5 separate regions of the Mus musculus genome follow, and regions 2, 3, 4 and 5 are each linked to region 1. A link is a loop called in an ENCODE intact Hi-C map of the cell type or tissue named here. Cell type or tissue: heart. All regions are shown on one strand.

The links. Hi-C counts contacts between places; a loop is a spot of excess contacts. Peaks named below come from ENCODE experiments on the same cell type or tissue, not always from the same donor. Only the 100,000 strongest peaks of a DNase experiment are listed, where the experiment ranks them.
Region 2: a loop joins it to region 1, with 3 times the contacts of the local background. A loop is called at or near these places in 12 of 42 quality-filtered maps.
Region 3: a loop joins it to region 1, with 2.5 times the contacts of the local background. A loop is called at or near these places in 9 of 42 quality-filtered maps.
Region 4: a loop joins it to region 1, with 7 times the contacts of the local background. A loop is called at or near these places in 9 of 42 quality-filtered maps.
Region 5: it touches region 1 in a loop (2.5-fold over the local background); 5 of 42 quality-filtered maps call a loop at or near these places.

What each region holds. Positions count from the first base shown.
Region 1 is chr1:82,836,465-82,841,464 of GRCm38, reverse strand. It overlaps Agfg1 (ArfGAP with FG repeats 1), which reads right to left and starts at 2,005. Exons shown (of 13, transcript NM_001368850.1): 1 at 1,576-2,005. The coding sequence starts at 1,742. In heart, no CTCF peak of the experiment used is centred here; a DNase peak (open chromatin) is centred at 2,074; H3K4me3 peaks cover 2,450 bases; H3K27ac peaks cover 2,096 bases.
Region 2 is chr1:82,785,042-82,790,041 of GRCm38, reverse strand. No RefSeq gene overlaps it. Among named protein-coding and RNA genes, the nearest start is that of Tm4sf20, 19 kb to the right of the region's middle. In heart, a CTCF peak has its summit at 2,518 (motif pointing left); a DNase peak (open chromatin) is centred at 2,431; H3K27me3 peaks cover 40 bases.
Region 3 is chr1:82,970,738-82,975,737 of GRCm38, reverse strand. No RefSeq gene overlaps it. Among named protein-coding and RNA genes, the nearest start is that of Slc19a3, 65 kb to the left of the region's middle. In heart, a CTCF peak has its summit at 2,294 (motif pointing right); no DNase peak of the experiment used is centred here; H3K4me3 peaks cover 293 bases; H3K27ac peaks cover 4,355 bases.
Region 4 is chr1:82,985,783-82,990,782 of GRCm38, reverse strand. No RefSeq gene overlaps it. Among named protein-coding and RNA genes, the nearest start is that of Slc19a3, 50 kb to the left of the region's middle. In heart, a CTCF peak has its summit at 2,816 (motif pointing right); no DNase peak of the experiment used is centred here.
Region 5 is chr1:82,722,147-82,727,146 of GRCm38, reverse strand. It overlaps Mff (mitochondrial fission factor), which reads right to left and starts at 2,257. Exons shown (of 9, transcript NM_029409.3): 1 at 2,063-2,257. It overlaps C430014B12Rik (a long non-coding RNA gene), which reads left to right and starts at 1,226. Exons shown (of 4, transcript XR_865578.3): 1 at 1,226-2,360. In heart, no CTCF peak of the experiment used is centred here; a DNase peak (open chromatin) is centred at 2,256; H3K4me3 peaks cover 1,911 bases; H3K27ac peaks cover 1,531 bases; H3K27me3 peaks cover 396 bases.

The DNA.
Region 1 (5,000 bases):
CCTCTTCTGGTGTGTCTGAAGACAGTGACAGTGTACTCATATACATATAAATAAATAAATCTTTTTTTAAGAGTAAATAAAGTACACTTTAAATAAATTGAACTATTAGCTTCACCAAAGTTGCCTAACATAAGTGACTTTAACATCCTAATTTTCATTTATAAATGAAAGCCATTAACCACACATGCAGCTGTGGAAAATTCAGAGTGTTTCCTAACTATAACCCTGAAAGTAACCTCTAGGACCCTCTTACCGAACTACTCCAAAGCTGAACACAGAACCCAGACACTGGTCTTTCTTACGTATATCCACTGTCTCCATTAGAATGTAAATGCTGAGACAAGGCATTTATTTATCACCACACCCTAACTAAAGCTCATCCAAAAACTGAATAGGAACCACCCAAAATAATGTTATACTCATGAAGAACCAAAGATGCCTCCTTGCCCAAATTCAAAATGGAAGGGTGTCTGGGGGAATAGTGAATTATTGGCCATGTCAACATCCTTCAACTTTTTACAAAATTTCCTACGTGTTATGTACATTGCTATTAATATAATAAAAAATTTTGGGAGGGCCCAGGAAAAGGTTCAGCCTGTAAAAGTGAACCCAGGTATACAAAACATGCACACGTGTCCCCACACTGCGACATGCACGGTAATATTTTTTAAGACCCAAGGAATATTAACTACCAGATCATTAAAAATGCATTGAATTCAAGATAACCAGAAAATAATTGCATCTAATCAGTTCCAGAGTCACCTGCAACCTTTCCAAGTGAAATTTCACAAGAACAAAAATTCCCATCACAACACAGCTTAAACAGAGAGGCCTAGACATGCCATCTGAGTAATTTCAGGCGGTCACCTCCATCTCCTTTCTCAATATTGTCTTCCCAGTCCCCATTTCTCCAGACAGATAGGACACTTGGGTTCTGATACAGAAATCTCATCGAGCTCCATCCTTATTTTGAAGCGCACAACTCCTGATTACCCTTTTCCAGTAAAACTTTCCCCAACTGAGGACACTTGGAGCCATGCAGCCACAACCCTCGTGCTTTTGCTGCCTCCCCGCCTCACGTAATTAATCCTCTAGGGAGAACTTTTCTCCTGGGATTCACACCTCAGCCATCAAGACCTATTAACGCCCCCCGCCCGCCCCCAACACGCCCCAGCTACCTGAGTGCTGTGGACCGGAGGAAGATCCCCAGCTTTCTGCGTCCCTGCTCTCACCCTCCCCACCAGCTCCGCGGCACCGAGCAGAGGCCGGGCCCCCCAACCACGGAGCTGCGGGTCGCACAAAGGCCCCGCACCGCCCTCCCGGGGATGCTCCCCGCCTGCGCCCCCCGAGGCGCGGCCACGCCCGCTGAGCGGCGGGAAGCCGGGATGCTCCGCCGGGCCGGCCGCTGGCTGACCCCGACCCCACCCACGCCCCACCCACGCCGGCCACCCCAAGGCTGGACCCTCGCCCGGCCAAAGAGCAAGAGCATCTCCGGCCCCCAAGGCCTAGGCTGGCCGCATCCCCAACGGGCCCCGCCGCCACGGCCCGGTACCCACGACCCCCGTCCGCACTCACAGGCTGCCGGAGCAGGAGGTGCACACGAACGAGCCGACCGTCATGTTCACGTAGGTGGGGCCGCGCTGGTCGCAGTCGAAACACTTGCGGTTGTGCGGCAGCCCCGTCATGTCCCGCAGCATCTTCAGGTGCTTCTCCTCCTGCTTCCGCTTCGCGCTGGCCGCCATGGCCGCGGCTCCGACCGAGGAGGCCGGCAGGGCCGGGAGCCGGCGGCGCTGCCGGGGCCCCGCGCTCCCTTCCCACGGGCCGCCCTGGCCGCCGCCGCCTCCGCCCTCGCGGACTCCGGTCTCGGCCTCCGCTCGGCTCCGCCGGGCAGGACAAGGCGAGGAAGCTGCGCAGCACGCGCCGACCGGTCACACCAACCGGCCGGGCGGGACAACCGCCACCGCCGCCGCTGCCACCTTCCCGACTTCTCCTAAGGGGGAAAGACGAGGTGGGGGGCGGGGGGAGCGGCAAGAGGAGACCGGCCTCGGGCAGCCGGGGGCCAAGTGCAGGCTGGCGCCCTCTGCTGGCCGGGAGGAGTCACTGCGGCCACGCTGCGGCAAGGGTCGGAGCTGGGCGGGGTAGAGAAGACACAATGGTGTCAATAAATTACAGCCCTTATCCGCTGGGTGCCTGTACGTGCAAAGAGCTTCGTGTAAGCAGGCTATCTTCCTCCAGGCAGAAATGTTCCCGGCAGCTTCCCGCTGCTTTAGGAGACACTCCAAATTCTTCCCTTACAGAATCTAGCCTAGTCGCCTTCTTCCAAGTCATCCCCATTCACTCCGCTACTCTAGACTTAAATTTGTATGGTGCACTGGGATAAATTTACGACGGTATTTACCTGCCGAAGCCAGAGTTCCAACATAGTCCAACTGCAACACCCACCTTTTGAGGCTGCAGGAAATCACTGCTAGCCCCTAAGACACTGGTTCGGGTGGGGGTGGGGGTGTTGAACAACCCTCTCAGAGGGGTCACCTAAGACCATCGGGGAACACAATTTACATTACTATTCATAACAGTAGCAAAATTACAGGTATGGAGTACCAATGGAAATAATTTTGTGGTGGGGGGTCACCACAACGTGAGGAACTGTATTAAAGGGTCGCAGCAGCATTAGGAAGGTAGAGAACTCCTGCGGTAAGGTATGAGAAACCATCTGTACCTTCATTTCTCAAAGGAGTGTGGGGAGGCTCAAAAACTGAGTTACCGAATACTGTCCCAGCCCCCACTGCAAATGGAGTAGTTTTCACAAGAGGAGAATTCAAGTTTCCTAGCTGAAAATGCTGAGTCAGCCCCGGGGAACCATCGGGTTAACTTAACATTATTATAATAGTAAATGGCATTATTATTAAAGGGGGGCAGATAGGATGGCTAGTGTTTCTGAACTGTTTCCTACATGAGAAATTTAACTATCCCTAGGATCCAGAGTTCATCTTCAACAACTATCAGCTCATGTCTCTTCTTGCTTTATTGATCCCCTTGCCCAATATCATATTTATCTTAAAATAAACCCACTTATTACTAATATATATATATATATATTTCAGGACTGAGACTGTAGCTCAAAGGCAGAGTGGTTACTATGTATAGGCAGGCCCTGGTTTTATCCCTAGCCCAAGAAAAGTAAAAACTCCCTCTTCCTCTCCCCCTTTTCCTTCCCCCCTCCCTCCCCCTCCCTCTCTCTCTCTCTCTCTCTCTCTCTCTCTCTCTCTCTCTCTCTCTCTCATCTCTCCTTTTCTTTCCTCCCCTCCCTCTCATGTAACTACAGTACAGCTAGCATACAGAGAAAGTTAGGACTAATTCTTTGACAGTCATCAAATGTCCTGCCGCTGTTGAAGTTAGTGCTCAGATCATTATTTTTTTTTAATTACTACTTTCCCTTGACCGGTTAGTGTACAACTGTAGTCAGGTATTGACAGTCCAAGAATGGGGTCCCATGAAGAGATTTCTGAGTGCTTGTGAGAAAACTCCAAGTAACTTGTCCTTGGGGATACATTTTCCATTCTCCTTCCAGGTGTAGCAGATAGAACTGAGTTTACTTCACATGGCTCATTGTTATCTGTTCCTGTGCCTCCGTGGAAACGTGTGTTCTCACCTCTCCAGCTTGCCCTCCAAGTGCTGCTTGCCCTGTGACTGTACGCTTAAGTCACGTGACTCCTCTTAACCCTCAGAGTATAAATTGTCAGATGCTCCAAATAAAGTTGGCTCTGTGTGAGACTTTAGCCTACTTCATGTATCAGCTCCATTCTCTCAGACCCTAGAATCTCTCAGCCTCTAGAGCGGGGGAACCAGGTGGTATGTCTCCTGCCGTCTCTCTCTGCTCACACTCTCTCCTCTCATTGTGACATTTAGCATATCCCCGTCCTCTCCATCGTCTACAAATACGAGGTTAAGTCTAGTTTATTTGTATCTGGTTCAGTTTGGGCAATAGCATGTTTTTCCATTGGGAGGCACATCACAGGGGTGTTGTCGTGATGTTAGCAGTCATTGACAGTGATATTCTGGTTCTGTCATATCCAATTCTTTATTATTTTAGCTGAAATATTTCCATTAAAATAGACCAAAAAAAAAAAAAATGGGTTGGAGAGATGGCTCAGCAGTTAAAAGTACTGGCTGCTCTTCCAGAGGTCCTGAGTTCAATTCCCAGCAGCCACATGATAGCTCACAACCATCTGTAATGGAATCTGATGTCCTCTTTTGGTGTGTCTGAAGACAGCTACAGTATATTCATATAAATAAATGAATCTAAAAAAAAAAGTAGACAAAAAAGCAAACCTGACGTGGTCCCTTTAACACTAGCACTCAGGAGGCAGAAGCAGATGGGACTCTGTGAAGTCAAGACCAGCCCAGTTTACACATACAGCACGTTCCAGGCCAGCAGGGACTACGTGGTAAGAAGCTGCATCAGTGAGTCAATCAACCAACCAACCAATCAGAAGACCATACCCGCATCTACTAAGTATGCATCAAAAAGACAAGATACATATTTTATTCCTTGCCTTTACTTCTGAATTTCCAAGATCCCCTATTGATGAATCCCTATTGGTCGCATTTCATCTTCCCATCGCGATCACAGTTTTTTAAGTGTCCCTATAAATCAATGATGTCATTGCTGACATCATCTCACCATTGGCCAATGGGAGACTAAGTAAGCTCTAGTGTATTTTAACAAAACCTAGACTTATGATCCCGTGAGCCACCTTCTGTCAAGGTCCCAGGCTAACCAAGAGAGGAAGGCATGCAGAATGGTGGCCTATCAGAACAGAACAAAACTGCTGGCCCCTCTCTGAGGAGAGGACAGCACCACTGTCTCTTACAGGTTCCCGGCAAAAGCCTCCCACACCTCTTCCCCCACATCGCCCCTCCCACAGCCTTCGGCTTCTATTTTTGCCAGGCTCACTTATCATTTGTCTGCATTCTGGGTTGTTCATCTCTCCTGTGGT
Region 2 (5,000 bases), 51 kb after region 1:
GGTCCTCATGAGCACTCTTCCCCGCTGCCTCAGGATGGGAGGTTGATTGGTCCAGTCTTCTGCCAATCTTGTTCAGGTATTCATACTTACTATGAATTCAAGATCAGAACAGACAGATTGTACTTAGAGGACAGGGTCCCCAACATCCCACCCCCTCCTCTGGCATTTAAATTGTTTTCTCCCTTGTTTTCATCATGTCCCCCGAACCTTGGAGGAGTTCATTCAAGCTATGGGTCACGTCAAGACACTCTGGAGTGACTGTACACCACCAGCACAGGGTGGGATTTAATTGCCCTCAAGGAACCTGGAGGCATTTAATTATCACCCACGCTCATTATCTTTATCAACAGTAAGTGTGCTGGTTGGCTTGTTTTTGTTTTTGTTTTTGTTTTGTTTTGTTTGTCAGTTTGACACAAACCCAGACATATGTGAGAATATTGTCTCAGTTGAGACTATCCCGCTATAAGATTGCCTTATAGGCAAGTCGGTGGGGCATTTTCATCACTGATGGAGCATGTAGGAGGATTCACCTCAGTGTAGATGGCGCCACCCTCCGGCAGGTAGCCCTCAGTTGTATAAAAACAGCAGGCCGAGCAATTCATGAGGAGCAAGCCAATAAGCAACTCCTTTGTGGTTTCTGCTTCAGTTCCTGCCTTGAGTTCCTGCCCTGACTTTCTTTCTTCAGTAATGAACTGTGATATGACCGTGTAAGCAAAGCAAACCTTTTCCTTCCCGAGCTGCCTTTAGTCATGGTGTTTTTATGTCAGCAGGAGAAACCCTAACTAAGATCATAAGGCTCTGTAGCAGTAGCTCTCAACCTTCCTAGTGCTGCAACCCTTTAACACAGTCTTCCTGTCGTGACTCCCAATCATGAAAGTATTTCTTTGCTACTTGAGAATTATAATTTTGCTACTGTTCTGAATCGTACTGTAAAGTCCTGATAGGCAACCCCTGTGGAAGGGTCGTCCCATCCCAAAGGGATCCTGACCCACAGGTTGACAGCCACTACTCTACAGTTACTGCTGCTCATTGCAGAAAGAAGTTGCTTTGACCAAAGCTGACAGCAGTCTATGAATATAAGCCTGATTCAGAAAACAATGCTCTCGGCTGCCAACAATTCATGTATCTTTGTCCAGTTCTTTGTTTCCAGGATATAAGGACCTTGAACTCCTCTGGAGATGCTCATTAAACATTGATATTCACCAATGTTAGTGATATATTTACAACCAAAAGAAAGTGTCCTTTTATGAGATGGGCACATATGTGTCACCATCTCATAGTGTGTGTGTGCATTCATGCATGTGGTGTGTGTGTGTATGTGTGTGTGTGTGTGTGTGTGTGTGTGTGTGTGTGTGTGTATACATGTGTGTGGTGAGGCTTGCTTGCTAAACAGTTGTTTCTGTTCTTTCTTGAATTTCCATTAAAAAAATAGTACTAGAATATTGAAAATCTGAGAGTGAAATAAAACACAGTGATATGGTCCAGTACTTAGGCCATTTGTGGTTCCTGCAACTGGGAGATGGGTTGGGGGATTAAAAGGAGCCAGAGCTTGCTTCTGGCTGAAGAGACTGAGGAGGGCTCCAATGGGCAGGGCTGTGCATTGTTTGCTGGGAACCCCAAATCAGTGAGTGAGACGAGGCCAAGTTAGAGGTATCAGATGGCCTGCACAGCCCTCTCTTCAGCTACACACCCTCGATGGGGGTGTTGGAACCACGACTCCCCACTCGATAGTCAGATAAACGGAAAGCAGATGGTACCTTTGAGAAGAAACATGGCTGGCAGCCATGATTAGAGAGCCGACCATATGATTCACATTTCCTCTCTAAGTAAGAATAGATGATGGTTCCTGCTGTCTGGGAAGGCTCACACAGAAAGGGAGAGGGCAAGGAAATGTGCCGGAGGTTGTGGATTTACACCCCAGGAGGGGCTCAGCCTTTGACTTTGCATGGGACTACATTCTGTGCCCTGGCCTAGCACACAACACGTGCATGGTCAGGTCCTCTCTAGTGGTCAGGGCAGTCTGTGATACTTCCCTTCCAGTGGTAGAGGATGGAATGTCAGAAGTTCAAGGACAGCCTGGTTAACATAGTGAGTTCAAGACTAGCCTGGTCTACAGGAAACTTTTCAAAAAACACAAAAGCCAATCCATCCAACCAAACAAGAAACCAATTCCCCTCCAGTGAATGATCAACTTTCTTTAAATGGAGGTTTTAGAGTCCAAGATCAAATGGCATCAGATTCTCTGTGGCTCAAAAGCTACCTTTTAGAACACCTTGGCACAGGGCAATCTCAGTGATGACTCCTGGGCTGGATCTGAGTGTCCACATTCCTCCCCATTCCTGGCAAGCCGTCTCTACATGCTGACTTCACACTGTGCCTCAGTGACTAGACTAGGGGGCTAACCACGCCTGTCCCAAAAGCTCTTTATCAATTCCTGTTAGGTCTGGGAGAGCAGCCAGACATTCCAGGAAGAGTGAAAAGCCTGAGCCACAGTGGTGACTGGTTAGCACACACTGCCCTCTTGTGTCTATAACACAGTTCACAGGATACTTTCCTGCAGGCTCAAGTTCAGTGAGAATCAATAGGATTGCTTTGCTTTATAGAGAAAGTCCCACAGTTGCCATAATGGTAATCCTCCCGCCTCAGGTTCCCAAGAGCTAAAACGACAAATTGGAGGGTCCATCTACAGTTTGGAATGAATCCTTATCTTTTCTTGTCTCTTTTTGGTTTCATTCTGAAGTTTTTCATAGTCCTAAGCCTGTAAGCCTCAGAAGCAGAGAAAGAAATGGAAGAGGGAGAGGGAGGGGGAGGGGGAGGGGAACTGGAAGGGGGAGAGGAGAGGAGAGGGTGGGAGAGAGGAGAGGGTGGAAGGGAGAGAGAGAATGAGAATGTGTGTGTGGAGTGCACATACACACTCACATGCCAGTTTCTCAGTTCAGGGTTAGTGAAGTTAGTTGATAGAGACTGATTCCAAAAAGTAGGTGCTGACCACAATGGGACCCAAGACTAGAATGAATACTCTGTTCTCCAGATGAAAGAAAACCACCATGGGGATCAGGGTCTGAGGTCTGTATCCAAACACCAGAGTATCAGAAAGCCTTAGGGGAGCTCCTAGAAAGTGCTGGGCTTCTGAACTGAGCTGCTAATTTCATCCTCATTTTCTGAAAGCTTTGGAAGGTGGTACTGGGGACATTCAAATGGCTGCCTCCTGCTCCACAAACATCTTCAATAAAGACCACTTATTTTTTTCTATCTAGTATCACTCAGACATGGGCTGTCCCTTTGGCAAGCTCAAGCCTGAACCTATACCTATGTTAGGTAGCAAGTGTTCTGCCTCTGCCTCTATCTATCTATCTATCTATCTATCTATCTATCTATCTATCTATCTATCTATCTATCTACCTACCTACCTACCTACCAATCATCTCTCTCTCTTCTCTCTCTCTCCCTTCTCTCTTCTCTCTCTCTTCCTTTCTTTCTTTTTTTCTCTCTCTTCAGCTTGCTTTGAGGAAGATGTAAGCTGTGCTCTAAGTTTGCGTACATCATAGTTAGTGACCCAGATGTGGCTTTGATGAATCAGATGGCCCAAGCCTGTATGCTTCACTTCTTAAAGTACAGAAACCAGAGTCAAAATTACTTTCACACGGCCTTCTAACACCACAACTGAGCATTCAACTATGCATCATATGAGGCTAGGGAGAACAAATAAGGGGTGGAAAAGATGCACTTTGCTTGGCAGGGAGGGCTATCCTCCTTGGATGTTTTTCACATCTGTGTCTCAGCCAGGTGTTCTGCCCCCGTAGGGAACGGCCATCAGGAGGCCCCCACACTGATAGAACTTTTTGTGCTCCTGTAAGTGTGTGGTGTACAACCTGGACAGCCTTTCCAAGCAGCTGGGAAGCACAGCTTCGTAAATAAAGGCACCGATGCCCTAATTATGGTTTTTGAATCTTGTGTAGGATTACTTTTCAATCTTTTTATCCCATCAGTGGCATTTTCCCTTAATGACATCAACGCTTTCTCTGCCTTGTGTTCTTGTGTGAACCTTGACATGATGGGGTCCAGTTTCTTGCCTCAAACACACAGAGACAGGTCAGCAAATTTACAGACCATGTTCACAATCACAAGATGAGGGGCTCTCGCTAGCCTGGCTTTGTTTTGTTTGAGACGGGGTCTCTTGTAGCCCAGGCCGATCTCAAAATTGCTGTGCAGCCAAAGATGACTCTGGGCCTCTGATCTCCCTGCCCCCACTGCCTGAGTGCTGGAATTACAGGCCTGCACCGCCACACCCAGTTTACGTAGTGCTGGGCGTGGAACTTGGGCATCAGGCATGCTTGGCTGTTTACCAAGTGGCTATGGCTCCAGCCCATAACCATGCTCTCTTTAGTTTTTTTTCAGAATTACATGATTTTTTATTTTGTGTGTATGCATGTGGAGTTCAGAGAACAACTTTGGGCTGTTGGCTCTCTTCTTCCAGCATATGGGGTCTGGGGACCACACTCAGGTTGCCAGGTTTGGTGGCAGCTACATTTACCCACTGAGCTATGTTATCAGCCCCATAAACATGCTTTCTGTCTGTCATTTATATTAGAAAAGTTTCTCTGTTTGCTTTTCCTGGTCCCCAGATCAAAGAACACAAGATACAACATCAGGAAATAAGTCTGGCTTGCGAAAGCATTACGCAGAGTTGTGATTTGCATAGTGATAAATGATTTGGCTACCTTTTTATTTTTATTTTTTTTTCTGGTTTTCTCTTAAGGTGAGGCCAAAGGTAAAGATTGGAGGAGCTAAGTTTGCTTGCTTTCCATTGTCAGAGATTAGTTTCAAACTCATCTCCAGCTTGGAGACCTTCCAGGTCAATTCCTGAGTGTCTCTTTGTGATCCCGTTCAGTGGTTCCATGCTCTGTCTTAGCATGGCAGGGACTCTTGGTAGAAAAAGTTCTCTTCCCATCTCACGCACTTATGTCTGCTGTTCAGCCCACTGTGACCTGGGTCAGTCA
Region 3 (5,000 bases), 130 kb before region 1:
CTAAAAATATTATTATTTGTGTGTTTACATGAATGCTTGTGTGCATGTATGTGCATTGTGTTTGTGTGTATGTCTGTGTGTGTGTGTGCATGTGCACATGCATACAAGTGCCTTCAGAGGCCAGAGAGAGTATTAGACCCCCTGGACCTGGAGTTACCAATGCTGTGAGCCACTTGACATAGGTGCTGGGACCTGAACTTAGATCTTTTGCGGAAGCAAGCAGCCCTCTCAATCACTGAGCCATCTCTCTAATCCCCTAGAAAGACTCAAGCTTCTTTAGATGTCGGGCAGTTCTCTTTCTGGGGGAAAAAAAGGTGTTAAAATCAAATAGGCATGCCTAGATAGGTGATACTTAAATTAAGTTAGGATACTGATGCTGAGCCAATGTTCGCTTCTAGAATAATGTTTAAGAATGAACCTGGACCTCTGGAAGCTTTCAGACACTAAGCCACCAAGTAGGCAGCAAACACAAGCTGTTCCAAGGCCCCCGACACGTATCTAGCAGAAGACTGCCTGGTCTGGCCTCAGTAGGAGAAGATGTGCCTAATCCTAGAGAGACTTGAGGCTCAAGGAAGGGAGAGGCCTTGTGGTGGGGGAGCACTCTCTCAGAGATGGGAGGGAGGGATGGAATAAGGAGCTGTGTGAGGACGGGACCAGGTAGGGGAGCAACAGCTGGATTGTAAATAAATACGTAAATACATAAATGCATAAATAAATACATAAATGACTAAGGGGTCTACCTGTTCTGTAAATCTTCACCCCCAAAAGCTTTTTATTCACATTTAAATACTCGTTAAAATAAGGTTCTGTGTCATCAGCAACATGGGAAGGAGCTCCTGCCAGCAGCACAAAGCCCAGGCTTACTTAGCAATGTCTGTTGATGCTTCGTCTCCAGTTTAAAGTCTCCAAAGGACGGCCCTGTCCTAAGACCTCCTCATCAGACACATCCCTGGAACTTTTGCTTCCCTAACTCTAAAAAAATAAAAGCCTCTCGTGATATCACACTTATATGCCATTGTCATTGGTAAGGACCAAGAACACAGTTCTATCAGTCAGCGAGCGATCTTCGGTCATCCCCATGGTTGCAGAGGAGTACAGGGGACCGGAGAGGCCCCACATAAGAGGGCGGGGCAGTCAGAGCGTAAACACGGATGTCTGCGCAACTGGCTGTTTATCATGTACCCTGGAGTCCACTGGTGACCACTTTATCCTTACTTCCTTACAGCCGGATAACTGATACTCATTTTATCTCACAGGAAACAGGTGGAGACATTGAGTGACCTATGGTGGCCTCAAAAAGGGCTTTCAGGACTGAAGGTTTCCAGCTAGATGCTGGACTGACTCTTCAAGCCCCTCCTGAGTTCAGCTTGGTTAATGTCCATCAGAAGAGCCATAGTTAGGAAGTTGTTTACATACTTGCCCGTACAGTCTTTCTATTCCCAAGATATTCTATTCCTCACGTTTTGTCACCTTTGAGATAATTTTTAAAGGAGTCTGTGGTAGGTAGCTGGAGATGCAGGCGCAGACACAGTTATGTGATCTGATACACATCGAGCTCTAAAGGAAGAGAAGGCAGAGCTAGGAGCCGCCTTTGAAGCAACCCGGCATTGCACGTGTTTTCCTGACATCAAATGAAGCTTTGAAGTTATTTATTTTAATGTCAAGTTGTGCCACACCCCTCTAGCTATTGACATTGTCAGGGCCCATTGTTGCATTGGTACTCTGGCTTTCCTTTCTTAGTCACTTGACTCCTAGAATCCCATTTTAGAATTCAGTTCCTACTAAACTCATTAGCATCCTAAGTACTGGCTTCTAGAGATAAGGAAGGAGACCCTCTTCTATCCCATAAAATGCTGTCATCTCCGGGGAATGTGCAGAAAAGCAACTAGCTAAAACCTTCTGATTCAAATATTCTTTAGTCTCTTTGTAATACCAAGAACCCTGATTAGTGTCAACTTTTTAGGCAAAACCAAATAGATCTGCTGCTGACATCAGGCCTCCTACATTTAAGCCACATTTTTAAGAAAGCAAGCCAGAACTATAGGAAAGTCACGAATTGCGTGCCCAGCTCAGAGCAAGGAGCACATTATTAGTAAACGTACAGTGTATGTCATAAAATGAGTTTGTCCTAGGGATGTGCTGGATAGCTACAAACATGTGCCCAGTCAGATCAGGACTGAAGTCAGTGTCTCCTATCCTCACACACTGGCATTCTGTCTGGAGAAGGCTTTGTTGTGAGGGCTGTTTGCTGTCCTGAGAGAGGAAGAACCATACAATCAATCACTATAAACCACTAGAGGCCAGCATGTGCCTGGTCATGACAAGTGTGTCTTCAGATATTGCCATGAAAATGAAAATGCAAACAAACAAAAAACCCTGATTGAGAACCATGATATTAAAGTTAGGGTTAGACTGGAACTAAACATTGTTTTTACATAATTCTTATGATAGTGTAGTAAAACTATAAGTCAATTTATCAAAACTTTCCCTACTAAGATGAATGGGGTTTTTTGTTTTGTTTGTTTGTTGTTTTACATTGTTGTTGTTCGCTGTTATCGTTGTTGTTACTGTTGTTATTATTATTATTATTATTATTATTATTATTATTATTAGAGGTGGTGGTGGTGTTGTGTGTGTGCATGTATGTGTGTGTGACATGCACAGCATATATGGAAAAGTCAGAGGACCTTTAAGGAAACATTTCCTGCCTCCAGCCTTACTGACTCAGGGTCTTTCTTGAGACCTGCCACTCTGCAAACACTCTACTTCACATTAGCTGGTCTAAAAACTTGAAAGAGATTCTCCTGCCTCTGCCTGCCTCTCACCTCACTGTAAAAGCACTGGGATTGCAGAACTCTTCCCAGAGCTCAAGCTTAGGTCAGCAGGAGTGTACGGCAAGTGTTGAGCGATCTCATGGGTTCAGTTAGTTTCTGAGAGGGTCTTTCTCTCTAGCCCTAACTGTCCTTGAACTCATGACAACCCATTTCATCCTCCCAAAGTTCAGGGATTACAGTTGTATGCCAGCATTACCAGTTTAGGCAAGGCGACTGTAAAGTTTACCAACATACCTTTCCGTAAAGAAGCTGAAATCCCTTAGTAAATAAACACAGAAGAGAAAGATCTGACACACACACAATAAGAAATCCTGCAGAGAGAGTTCTTGAGAGCAGTCCTTTCAGGGACCTTGAGGGCATTTCATGAAACGATGTCACAGAGACGAAAGGAAACACTGAGGCAAGGGGAGGGACGTCATTTTTGCTAGACTTTCTGAATTGGCACAAGACTAAGTCACCATCAGAGTGAGAGGAGACTACAGATTAGGAAATTCTAGGCTGAAGATCGCTGGTGTGCTACACAGACAGCAAGGGTCCACGGTTCCCATTCACCCTCTCTGTTAAGAGTTGTCCAAACCCTGACAGGCTATTTCTCACTGCCCTCAAGCTCTGAGGTCCCAACCCTGAGCCAGCACACAGTTGTGGAATGTGCGCTTATCAGCTCTTTCTGGCAACTGGCTGCCACAGTGGAATAGCTTCCTGTCCATCCTCAGCAAGCCTTTCCCCTCTATTGTCCAGCTTCCTCTGCTGATTCTGCTCATCTCTGCTCGCCCCTCCTTTGCCCCATGAAAGAAAATCCTGTTTCCCTTTGATTTTTGAATACTTGTCAATTTCTCTGATGTCTTCATCCTATTGCAACCGTCTATCTTTCAAATAAAGCCTCTCTCTAAATCCAGATTTCCTTTTATTTGACACCAGATTTTTGAGCCTGAGTTTTACCATCTGCAAAAGGAAGGAACAAAGGGGAAAAAAGGGCTTCCTTAGCCCCTTTCCAGCCTGTGGATTTAGAGACACCAAATACTGTTAGTCTGTTTCAAATCTTAAAAGGGAAAGATATGCACACTTCCCAGAGCTGGATCAAGTATGGTAAATTAAGGGTGCTGGAGCAGAGCTATAAGCCCAACTCTCAGGAAGCTAAGGCCAGAGGATTACAAGTTTGATCCAGCCTAGCCAAACTGTCACAACAGACAAAGGGAAAAAAAATTCAGTGAGTCACTATTCTTAACTGATAAGGCATTTCTCCAGCCCATGCCATTATTCTTTTATATCAGAGCCTGGATGTTAGCAAACTAGAAGACTATTTGCTCTCTGGTTTAACAAGATAGACTAATGTTAATTCCCACTCCCCCAGAGTGGCTCTGACAGCCTTCACACTGGGCTATGTGATAGTCGACTGGAATATTCTGGAATAGCCTTGGAAAGCTTCTCCATAGAAAATATGGCGCCCCCCCCCCACTTTTTGTGTATTTTCCAATAAATAGACGTTCTCTGCTGGCCCTTTAATATTCAAGTAAAATTGCATGCATCATAGCAGAAATGTAGAGATTTACTGTTTCTTTCTTCACTAGCTAAATCTGAAGCAACAAGACATTCTTACTTACCCTTCCTGTCCCTCTGAAGAGCATTCACTATGTTCAATATTGCCCTCGGGAAACAATCAAACTGTATTTCTGCTTTCATCCACTTTCTCAGGACTTGGTTAAGATTACTCTGGGGTGGGGTTGGGAGGAGTGTGATGCTCACAATTACTGATCAATGCTGTGTTGGAAAGTTTCAAGCTGTCTTATTTAACAGTTTAAAATGATAATATGTGACTCTAATTTTGACTACATTTAGTTTTGCCCCCCCCTCCCCCCAGTTTTCCTTGCCTGCTGGAATGATCAGAACATGGTACAACTAGAAAATCTAGATGAAATGGATAAAATCCTAGATGCCAAATTAAAGGAAGAAGCTATAAGCAACTAAAGCAGGTCTATAATGAGCAACAAGATGGAAGATTAACAAAGAGCCTCCCGATGAAGAATGGCCAAGGACCATATGGACTCACTGCAGAATTCTGCCAGATTTGTCAGGAACTGGCATCAACACTCCTCAAACTGGTCCCTAAAACAGAAAGGAAAGTAGCACTTCCAAACTCATTCTATGAGACCAGTATTACTCTGATAC
Region 4 (5,000 bases), 150 kb before region 1:
TCTGCTCTGTGGAGGCTTAAGACAGGTGTGATTGCCAGGGTCTATCCGGGAAACAGAAATGCTGACATTGTGGCTGATGGTGGCAGCCTCCTGACGTGGGAAGGTCAAGGCCAGAATCCTAGACTCACAGGATGAGCCTCTTTCCTTGCCAGTTGACACTCTGTTCTCCCTCTGTGTACAGCTTCTGTGTTCCTGCTTTGAGACCACTGAAGCTAAGAGCAGCTGTGCTTCCCTCACCACCGTGAGACACAGCTGGGAGAGTAAATTATCTTTTTATTTACCTTTACATACTGGCTTCTCCAAATTTGGAGATACTAGGCTTGACTGGTTCCTGAGTCGAGAGTTGTGCATGGAAATGGTTCATCTTTATTAATGGTGAATATATACTTATAAAAATTTTAAAAATAAAAATGTACTAACTCTTCTTTCTGTGTTTTTTTTTTAATGTTTCATCAAATACTGGGAGGAACTAGAAAAGCATACAGATACAGGTCTTCCTCTTCAGCCCCAATTCTCCTCAGTAGGTGTCACTCAGGAGACAAGCTATAGAATATACACCCTGTACTGGCTGGTTTTGTGTGTCAATTTGACACAGGCTGGAGTTATCACAAAGAAAGGAGCTTCAGTTGGGGAAATGCCTCCATGCGACCCAACTGTAAGGCATTTTCTCAATTAGTGATCAAGGGGGAAAGGCCCCTTTGGGTGGGACCAATCTCTGGGTTGGTAGTCCTGGGTTCTGCAAGAAAGCAAGCTGAGCAAGCCAGGGGAAGCAAGTCAGTAAGGAACATCCCTCCATGGCTTCTGCATCAGCTCCTGCTTCCTGACCTGCTTGAGTTCCAGTCCTGACTTCCTTTGGTGATCAACAACAATGTGGAAAGTGTAAGCTGAATAAACCTTTTCCTCCCCAACTGCTTCTTGGTCATGATGTTTGTGCAGGAATAGAAACCCTGACTAAGACACACCCATATTCTCTTTTCCTGATGTCTTAGGTTTTTAACACTTATCTACTGGTTTCCAGTTGTGACAGATTTAGTTAACTTCTCTTACAGCTCCCTAAACAGGCACTTTGCTGCTTAGAATTCAACAGTTGTTGACCCCTTATCAAGTCATCCACCATCTTCTTTACTTCTTCCATTAAGAAGATGTTAGCTTTTCCCATCCCATGTTCTAAAGGGAAGGAAGATGCTGGACCCCTACTTGACTTCCCATAGCTCCTCTCCTCTAGCCACTCTTTGGAGTCACTCCTGTTTTTCACAACATTACATTAACGGTTTACTCCTTTCTGTAACTATTGACAGACCACCCGGAATTTGCCAACTGAGGAATTCTAATTGAAGAGCAACAAGTAGTGTTTACGAAATAATATACTGTATACCCTGACCCAGCCAGGTGCACTAGGATTGCATGTTACGAAGCTGTTTACATAATTGCTGGTTAGAAATGCTGCCCCAGCCAGGGACACAAGCAGTATACTTCCTATAGCTTTTTTCCACTGGCCACATTCATTTCTACTGCTCTTCTATAAAGCAGGTATGCCTGCGCTGCCCTCTACTGTGGTCACAATTCTACACAGAACCACGGTGATACAACTCTGGTATGCCGCGTTGTGTGGGGCGACAGATTACGGTAGCAAAGTTGGAAACATCAGTGACTTATTTCCTTGCCAGAAAGTAAAGATGCACAGGAGTGAAGTGTGTTCACCAGGCTTTGTGCCTTATCCAGAACAGACCAGGACGGAATGAGAATAAATGAGTTTAAATGGGATAAAATAGAGTCTAGAACATCATTCATTCCAGAGGAGGGTTTTAAAATATTATATCAAAACAAGGCAATAGTAAATCTAATGTGTGTAAAGTTCTTATTTCTGTTCTTTGTGGGAATCTGTTGTAGAGGGAGACCTTTGCACGAACAGAAAGACGCTGAACTCACATTGGAAGTAGGATGAGCATCTGCTCAGAACTGTGTAGTGGGAGATGCTACTGTGACAAAGCACCTCCTTTGTTGACATCATCCACAAAAAGCAGCCCCTGAGCAGCTGAGGGAGGGAAAGGAAGGCAACAGGTCACTCAGCAAGGCTCCCCTGGCCACACAGGAAGACAAAGGGCCCCATCAAAGCTCTCCTCTGTGTCTGAACTTTGAGTTCAGGCTCTTTCACAAAAGACTGAATCTGTAGAGTTTAAGATTGGTATCTAAGACAATGAGCACCATTAAAGGGTAACCATCTTGCCAGCAATAACAAATGAAGCATGTGTTCTCTTTTTTTTCTAATTTTTTTTCTTTTTTATTGGATATTTTCTTTATTTACATTTCAAATGTTATCCCCTGTCCTAGTTTCCCCTCCAAAAATCCCCTACCCCTTCCCCCCCTCCCCCTGCTCCCCATCCCACCCACTACCGTTCCTGGCCTGGCATTCCCCTATACTGGGGCATAGAATCTTCACAGGACCAAGGGCCTCTCCTCCCATTGATGACCGACTAGGCCATCCTCCGCTACAAATATAGCTAGAACCACAAGTTCCACCATGTGTTTTCTTTGACTGGTGGTATAGTTCCAAGGAGCTCTGAGGGTACTGGTGGTTAGTTCATATTGATGTTCCTTCTATGGGGCTTCAGCTCCCTGGGTATTTCTCTGGCTCCTTCATTTGGGGACCTTATGCTCCGTCCAATGGATGACTGTGAGCATCCACTTCATAAACAACTACCAAACCCAGACACTATTGCAGATGCCACAAGAGCCTGCTGACAGGAGCCTGATATGAGAAGCATGTGTTCTTAAAAATCACCAATATGCTGGCCTTTCCAACTTCTTCCAGTAGATGTCGCTAGTAGCAAATAACACATGATCCTATTGAACCAAGCTGAAAGTGTTCAAAATATGGATTGAACTGATTTCAAGAATTCATGTTCCATTATTAGCACTTGGGGAAATAAGTGGTCATTTAATGATACTCAACAGTGTTGGTGACAAGCTTATTCAAAGATTAATCAATAGGAAGGAGTAGCCTCAGAGAAGGAAGAGAGGAGACTGGAACAACTTGAAGGAAATGAGGGGAGTCGAGAGTAGCTCACATCAGCCTGGTGGGTACAGGGGAGATAGGAAAGGCTCCACATCCGTACAGTACTGCATCCTCTCTGCATGACCTTTCACCTTCTGCATTCTCAGTCAGAAATCTGCACATTTTGCAAAAGATTAGAAAAAGGGTCCCCTGCATCAACCTGTGACCACACTATCAGGAACATCAGTGCCTGTTGATGTCATAGATCCCTGAGCATCAGATCTGATCCATTAAATCAGAAGCTCTGAGGACATCCAGGGAGTCGGCTAATTATACTTATCAAGTTTCTCATGTGACCTGATGCTAAAAGCTGTTCTCTCGGGATAAACCACCTCCATGAAGGGACTGAAAGGATGCAGATTTATAAGTGATTCAACGAGATAGCTGCTCAAATGCTAGAACAAAGGTAGAGCTGAAGAAGCATCCCCGCATGAGCACTGAAGAAGCAGGACTCGGGCATCAGATCAGAGCTTGCTGGCCAGCCCTGGTGGTGAGGGCAAAGTCACACGGGAGCTTCTGAAGAGCCTCCGAGTTTCCCACAAATCCCGGGCTCCAGTCTCTGTGAAAGTAGGAGGGGAAACTGTGGGACGAGAAGGCATGCCGTGGCAGGAGAAAGTGGATAAAAGAATAATGGGGAAAATATAGATCAATTATATATATGGTGAAAATGTGCAAGAATACTTTATAAAAAAAAAAAATAAAGGTCTAACTTGGTTCTGAGCAGATGGCTCTCCTGTCATTTCCTGGCAGAAGCATCAGCTTTGGGCGCAGACAAGTCAAGCATGAGTCTGAAAAACACAACCTACTTCAAATGCCTCTGCGAGACATTCAAATGGGGCACCAAGAGAAACCAGTGACAGAGAAGAAAACTGCCTCCAAAAGTGTTTAAAATTAGATGAGAAGTGAACCAGTCTTAGAGCCTTGAGAAACTCCAAATAAGGCCGAGTATTTAGTGGGCACAGTGAGGGGGGAGGCGCCGGGCAGAAGAAAACCAAACATGTTTGTCTGTAAAGATAGCAGTCAAGGGACAAAAAGTTTTACATGGAAAAGAACAATCAATAATGTCAATTAATATTAATATTGGAAGAGTTGGAGAGGTAGGCCAGCACTTAAGAGCACTTGTTGCTCTTAGAAAAAACCTGCATTCAATTCCCAGCCCTTACATTACGGTCCACATCTGTAACCCCAGTTCCAGAAAATCCAACAGGCATTCACATGTTCCATTTCATGCATGCAAGAAAAACATTCATGCACATAAAATATTAATATTGGAAAGTCAAGTGATACACTGCTGAAACATTCTTGCTGTATTTGCAAACACACAAGTTCCTTTTAAAATTATTATTCCGGAAAGTTGATATTGATCCAGTCAGTCCTGACAGCTTGTTCAAGAAGATGGTCTGTGATACCAGGTGGGGGAAGAAACCATCAATAAAGTGAGCTATTAGTTTAAAAAGGGGATTTCTACAATCGGAAGTTTAATAAGCTAGACATGATGGCCTTTAATCCCAGTACTTGGGGAGCAGAGGTAGGTAGATCTCTGTGAATTTAAGGCAGGCCTGGTCTACATAATGGGCTCTGGACAGTTACAGTTAGATAGTGAGATCCTGTTTCAGAGAGAGAGAGAGAGAGAGAGGGAGGGAGAGAGAGAGAGAGAGAGAGAGAGAGAGAGAGAGAGAGAGAGAGAAAGAGAGAATAAGGTGTTGATAGATATTTTGTTTTTAAATAAGTTAATTTCATAAAAGCATAACGGGAATACTTCAGCGTAAATGTTTTCACAAGGAGAGAGGGGCAAGAAGATGGAGCCCCAGGGAGGACTGGTCCAAGAAAGAAGACTCTCTGTACCCAGGAGCAGAGGGTAGGGTGAGGCAGTTTCCTCATGACTTTTTCTCTTTCTGTGATACAACACCAAGAACAGTTTACAGAAGGAAATGTTTGTTTGGAA
Region 5 (5,000 bases), 110 kb after region 1:
CAAAGATTTACAACTTTACACTAATAAACAAAGAATTTCAAAAGTACCAAATTTTGATGTCTTAGAACAGACAGTCACCATGTAAGGCAGCAGCTCTCAACCCGAGGGTCTCGACCCCTATGGTTGTTGAGTGACTACCACAGTGGTTGGACACTTTTGTGATATTTATAATACAATTCATGACAATAGCAAAATTGCAGTTATGAACTAACAACAGTAATAATTTTATAGTTGGTTACCACAAAATGAGGACTGTATTAAGACAATACTACTGCCTCAGTTTTTAGATTGTATGTTTCAATAAAACAGAGGAGGACCTAATTATTTTTTCTTTCTCATTAAAACTATGGTACTTTGGGTATTCTTTGGTAACAAATAAACTTAATTTGGGGCTAAGGTTTTACTCCCACGTCTTTGGTCATTACATGCTTGTTGTATACCTTGAGATAAATCTCCTTCAGACTCCTATCTGATACCACAGCTCCACTTTCTAGGCCACACCCAAACATCCGCAATGTTTTCCAATTTCATCGGGGTCCCGTACATTACACTCAATTTCTTCTTTAGGTTGGCTTTCATTTTTAAAAACACAAATCTATTTTTAAGGGACTATTTACCCTTAATTAATATTCACTACCTTTGAACCATAAACTTGCTGTACGCATATAAACATATGTAACAAAACCAAAACTATTTAAAAAAATTAAGTCGCAGTGAATCAAAGGTCTAATCTAAGAACTGCTGAAGCTCTGAGTCAAAACCTTGAAGATACACAGGCACAGGCAAGGACTTTCTGCAAAGGGCTCCGAGAGGCTGAGGAAACACCAGCAAGAACTGGCATCATGTAACATACAAACTTTCTGTAGAAATTAAGAGTAGAGAGATTCTACGGGATCTTTGTTGGGTAGTCATATGGCAGGGGGCTCACATCTAGAATTATATAAACAACCCAAAAACCTACTAAAGGGACCCCCCCCCCCCGTATCTATTAACAACAAAAATGTCACAACAGCAAGGAGAGAGTAACAGAAGAAACTTTGTAAATCTAAAATGAGGCAGCCCTATCAGACAGGAAGAGAGCTAACACAGTTCCTTCCAGTAGTTCAGTAAAAAAACATGTACTCAGAGACACCACTGAGGAGCTATCTCAATTCACAGGTCCTCGAAACCAAAAATTAGACAACCCGTTATCCACATATAAACACACATACACACCCCTCCTCAAGCAATCTAGTTGCGCTCAGAATACTAAATAGGGCTCAATGGTCCTACTTTCCCTAAAGGTTTTTCTTTGGGGAATCTCATTAGTAGCCAAAGCGACTGAGGGAGAAAGGAATGTTTCTCACCTGGGAAAAAGGGCATCCCCATTCACTGGCTCCCCGTGGGAGGCCTGCTTAGCATTATTGGGCACAAGTTTTAGTCTTCTGGAATTAGAGAGCACCACCAATTCAGAGACAGCGTTGCTCTTCCCAGAAAATGCGTCCTGCTCCTGAGCTAGTGGGACTGGGACGCTGGTTTGTTTGTTTGTTTCTTGTTTTTGTTTGCTTGTTTGTTTTGCAATGACAAGTTTTTAGCAAATGGAGGTCAGGGGCTATGGGGGACCTGGACCCCAGCTTAGCGTGGGGTGCGGGGGTATAGCCCGCAACGCCTCCAGCGAGCAAGGATGCTATGGCCAGCCCGGGGTCTCCCAAAGGCCTTTAGTTATACGGATTTTACACAAAACAAAGAGTTACTTTTAAACGCGACAGACTCAAGGTCAAACTGCGAGGTGCTTGGGCCCGTGGAAGAGATGCCCGAAAAAGCCCAGATCCAAACTCACAGGCTTCCTTCCGTTTCCTAACCCCAAACTAATAGGTGTTTTTCGTTTTGTCAGTAAAATTCGATTTTTGTTTCACAGAACAAGATGCGGAGGTAGAAACGGTGAAGAAGCCGGTCCCAAATATTTACAGGGCAGGGACCTGATGACGGGCCAAGGCCGGGGCCGCTCCGCCCAGTCTGGAGAGGGGTGTCACTGCCGCGGCGCTAGGCCCGGAGTCCTGCTTGGGGAGACTAGAGCACTCACCCTGGGCCTGCTGGAGAGTCCCCGGAGAGAGGGTCGCCGCCCGCCGGCTCCGGGGCACTCGGGTGAGCGCTCGCAGAGGCCGTTGACCGAGCGCACCGAGGCGCCCGGGCAAAGAAGCGGCGGAGCGGCCGCGACGGGCCGGGACAGACGCGAGAACGGCCAGGACTGACCCCTTCCAGGAGCCGTAGCGGAAGTAGGTTTCTGGTCATGTGACGAGAGAAGGGCGGATGTTGCATGCAGGCTCCTGAGACGTCGACGCGGAGCCATTTTTGTCGTGGGCAAAGTACTTCCGTCTCAGGTGATTCCTGTTGAGGGGGTTTCTAGACTTTGCGATCTTTAAGAACCTTGCGTTTGCAGGTAAACTGGTAACCTGTTTTAAAGGAACGCCTGAATAAAAATTCTTATGGTGGCCCGCGAATTTGCATATATAACTAAATATTGGAAGTAATTCTTCAGCAGTCTAATTGTGATTTCCCTAAAACTTACAAATTAAGAATCCGAGAAAAGGGGAAGCTGAATTGGGTTTCAAGATAGTAGGGGTCAGAAATCTCTTTCAAATCTAAACACCCAACTTGTGGCTCCCCTCTGGAAGGCAAGAACCATACTTGCTCATAGAAGGATAGACGGGAAGCCAAATCAGGAAATACGACGTGTGCCTCTATTTTCATAACCTAGCAACTTCACCCACTGTTTCTCATCCTTGGTGACAACCAACCAGGGTTAAAGAATTTTTTTTTTTACAATCTGTTCCATATTATAGTTGAGCCTGGTGCCACACTCTTGAAATCCCAGTATTAGGGACTTAGGAGCTAGAAGCTATAGGATCAAGAGTTCCAGACCAGCCTCAGCTAAGTATTGAGTGGAAGGCCTGTGTCATTATCTATATCAAACATACACACTCTTTTTTTTTTAAACAGTAAACACCTTGATACTTTAAAAAAAAAGATTAATTTATTATTATATGTAAGTACACTGTAGCTTTCTTTGGACACACCAGATGAGGGCGTCAGATCTCATTACGGATGGTTGTGAGCCACCACGTGATTGCTGGGATTTGAACTCAGGACCTTTGGAAGAACTCTTAACCACTGAGCCATCTCTCCAGGCCCATACATGCTCTTTTTCTTGTGGTTATTTCCTACTAATAGAGTCTAACATGTTTATATTGGTTTAAATATATGTAATCTAGAAACAGTTTTAAGTGTTTGTGAGGATGTGCATAGGTTATCTGCAACCATCAATTTTATATAAGAGACATAAGCTTGTGGATATGAGCTGTGATTCTAGAACAAATTTCTCACTCCCTTGTGCAAAGGAAGAGTATTTACTCAAGTGATATAGTCTTGAATCTAAAAATACTTCCAAAGTCAATCTTTGGCTCATTCTTATAACTACAGTTCTAAGGAACCAGAAGTAAGAGGGTGGGAGGATTGCCAGCACTACACAATGAACCCTGACTCAAAACAACAACAAAAACCCAAACAAAGAAAATCTCAGATGATCCCCCAGAAGTGTTATTTTCCTTCAAAATAATGTGTCAAACTTTCTGAATTTCATTCTTGTGTGTCCTTCCTAATATTGGTTTAAGATAAGCAAAATTTCCCTTTACCTTCTGAAGGTCTCAGTGAGACCCCAATTAAATTGGCATAAAACAGCAGGTGAACAGAATGGAAGCATACACTTTTAATTAGTAATTTTTGCTTGTATGTTGGAATATTGAAAAATGAAGACACAAAGAAGTTCTTAGGATCTATAATCTGTATCAGAAGCTGACCATTGTAGTAAATTGTAAAAATGTGAGAAGACACTTTTTAAGTGTCTTTGTCTCAAAATAATCTTTATTTCAAAGGGGCCTACTGTGGGTGGTGTGTCCTGCTAATTTATAGTGACAAGTAATCCTCCTTTACGGACAGATTAAATAACATTATCCTGTCATTCCAAGTCAAGGCCTTTGGGGGTAAGTATGGATAAGCTAGGTAAGCCATACATTATCAAGACTTTTAAATGTGTTCTCTCCCTCTCACTCATCCCTCTTTCTCACCCCTCTTCCTCTCCCTCTCCTTTTTTCCCCTTCTCTCTCCTTTCTCTCTCTTATCCCTCCCTTTCCCCATGGCAACTTCCTTGTCCTCAGTCCTTGGCACCAGTGAACTCACCCATTTGCCGGACAGCATCTTCCCAATAAACCTGTCTTTAATCTAATCTAATCTGGTTTAAATGGGTTGATTTCAGCAGCAGCAGAGAAATAACCTATCAAGGGTCTTATTGCTCCCTTACACTTCTTAAATGTTGCAGACTTCTTTTTCTTTTGTCCCTAGCCCTTTCTTTTCAAAGTTTTGAAATGACTTTTAAATAAAGATCCATAATTCAGTTATCAAACCCAGGTCTTCTTCTGTAACCCTGATTTATCATTTATCTTTGGGCATCATGTGAGTCTATTAAACAAGACAGTGTTTCATAGAATGTCAGAGCACCTAATAGTGTGTGATACAGTCTTAAATGAAAAGTTATGTGGCATGAATGGTGCTTCTTCCATGCACATGGAAGTCTATTCCTTCTTGTGTCCTGTATTATAGATTCATGATGGGTCTTCCTTTTCTTCTCTCACTCATGTGTACATTTCTGTTTGTGACTTAATGCCATTGGCTTTTTCTATAACCTCATAATATATAAAACCAAATAATCTCATCCACTTAGTTTAGCTTCATCCTGATGCATGACTTCTAGCCATTGCTACTTAGGTTTCCCATTAGGGATTAAACCCTGATAGGTTTTACCTTATTTCCCCTTTTCAACTCAGACATTCTTCAGTTACTGTTTCTCGTTTATGGCAAGGTTACTTTTTTAGGCATCAAGATTCAGAATACTATAGTTATCTCTTACTATCTTAATTTGATGGTTATTTTCGGTGAAAATTAGTATTCTTTGATATTCTTCTTAA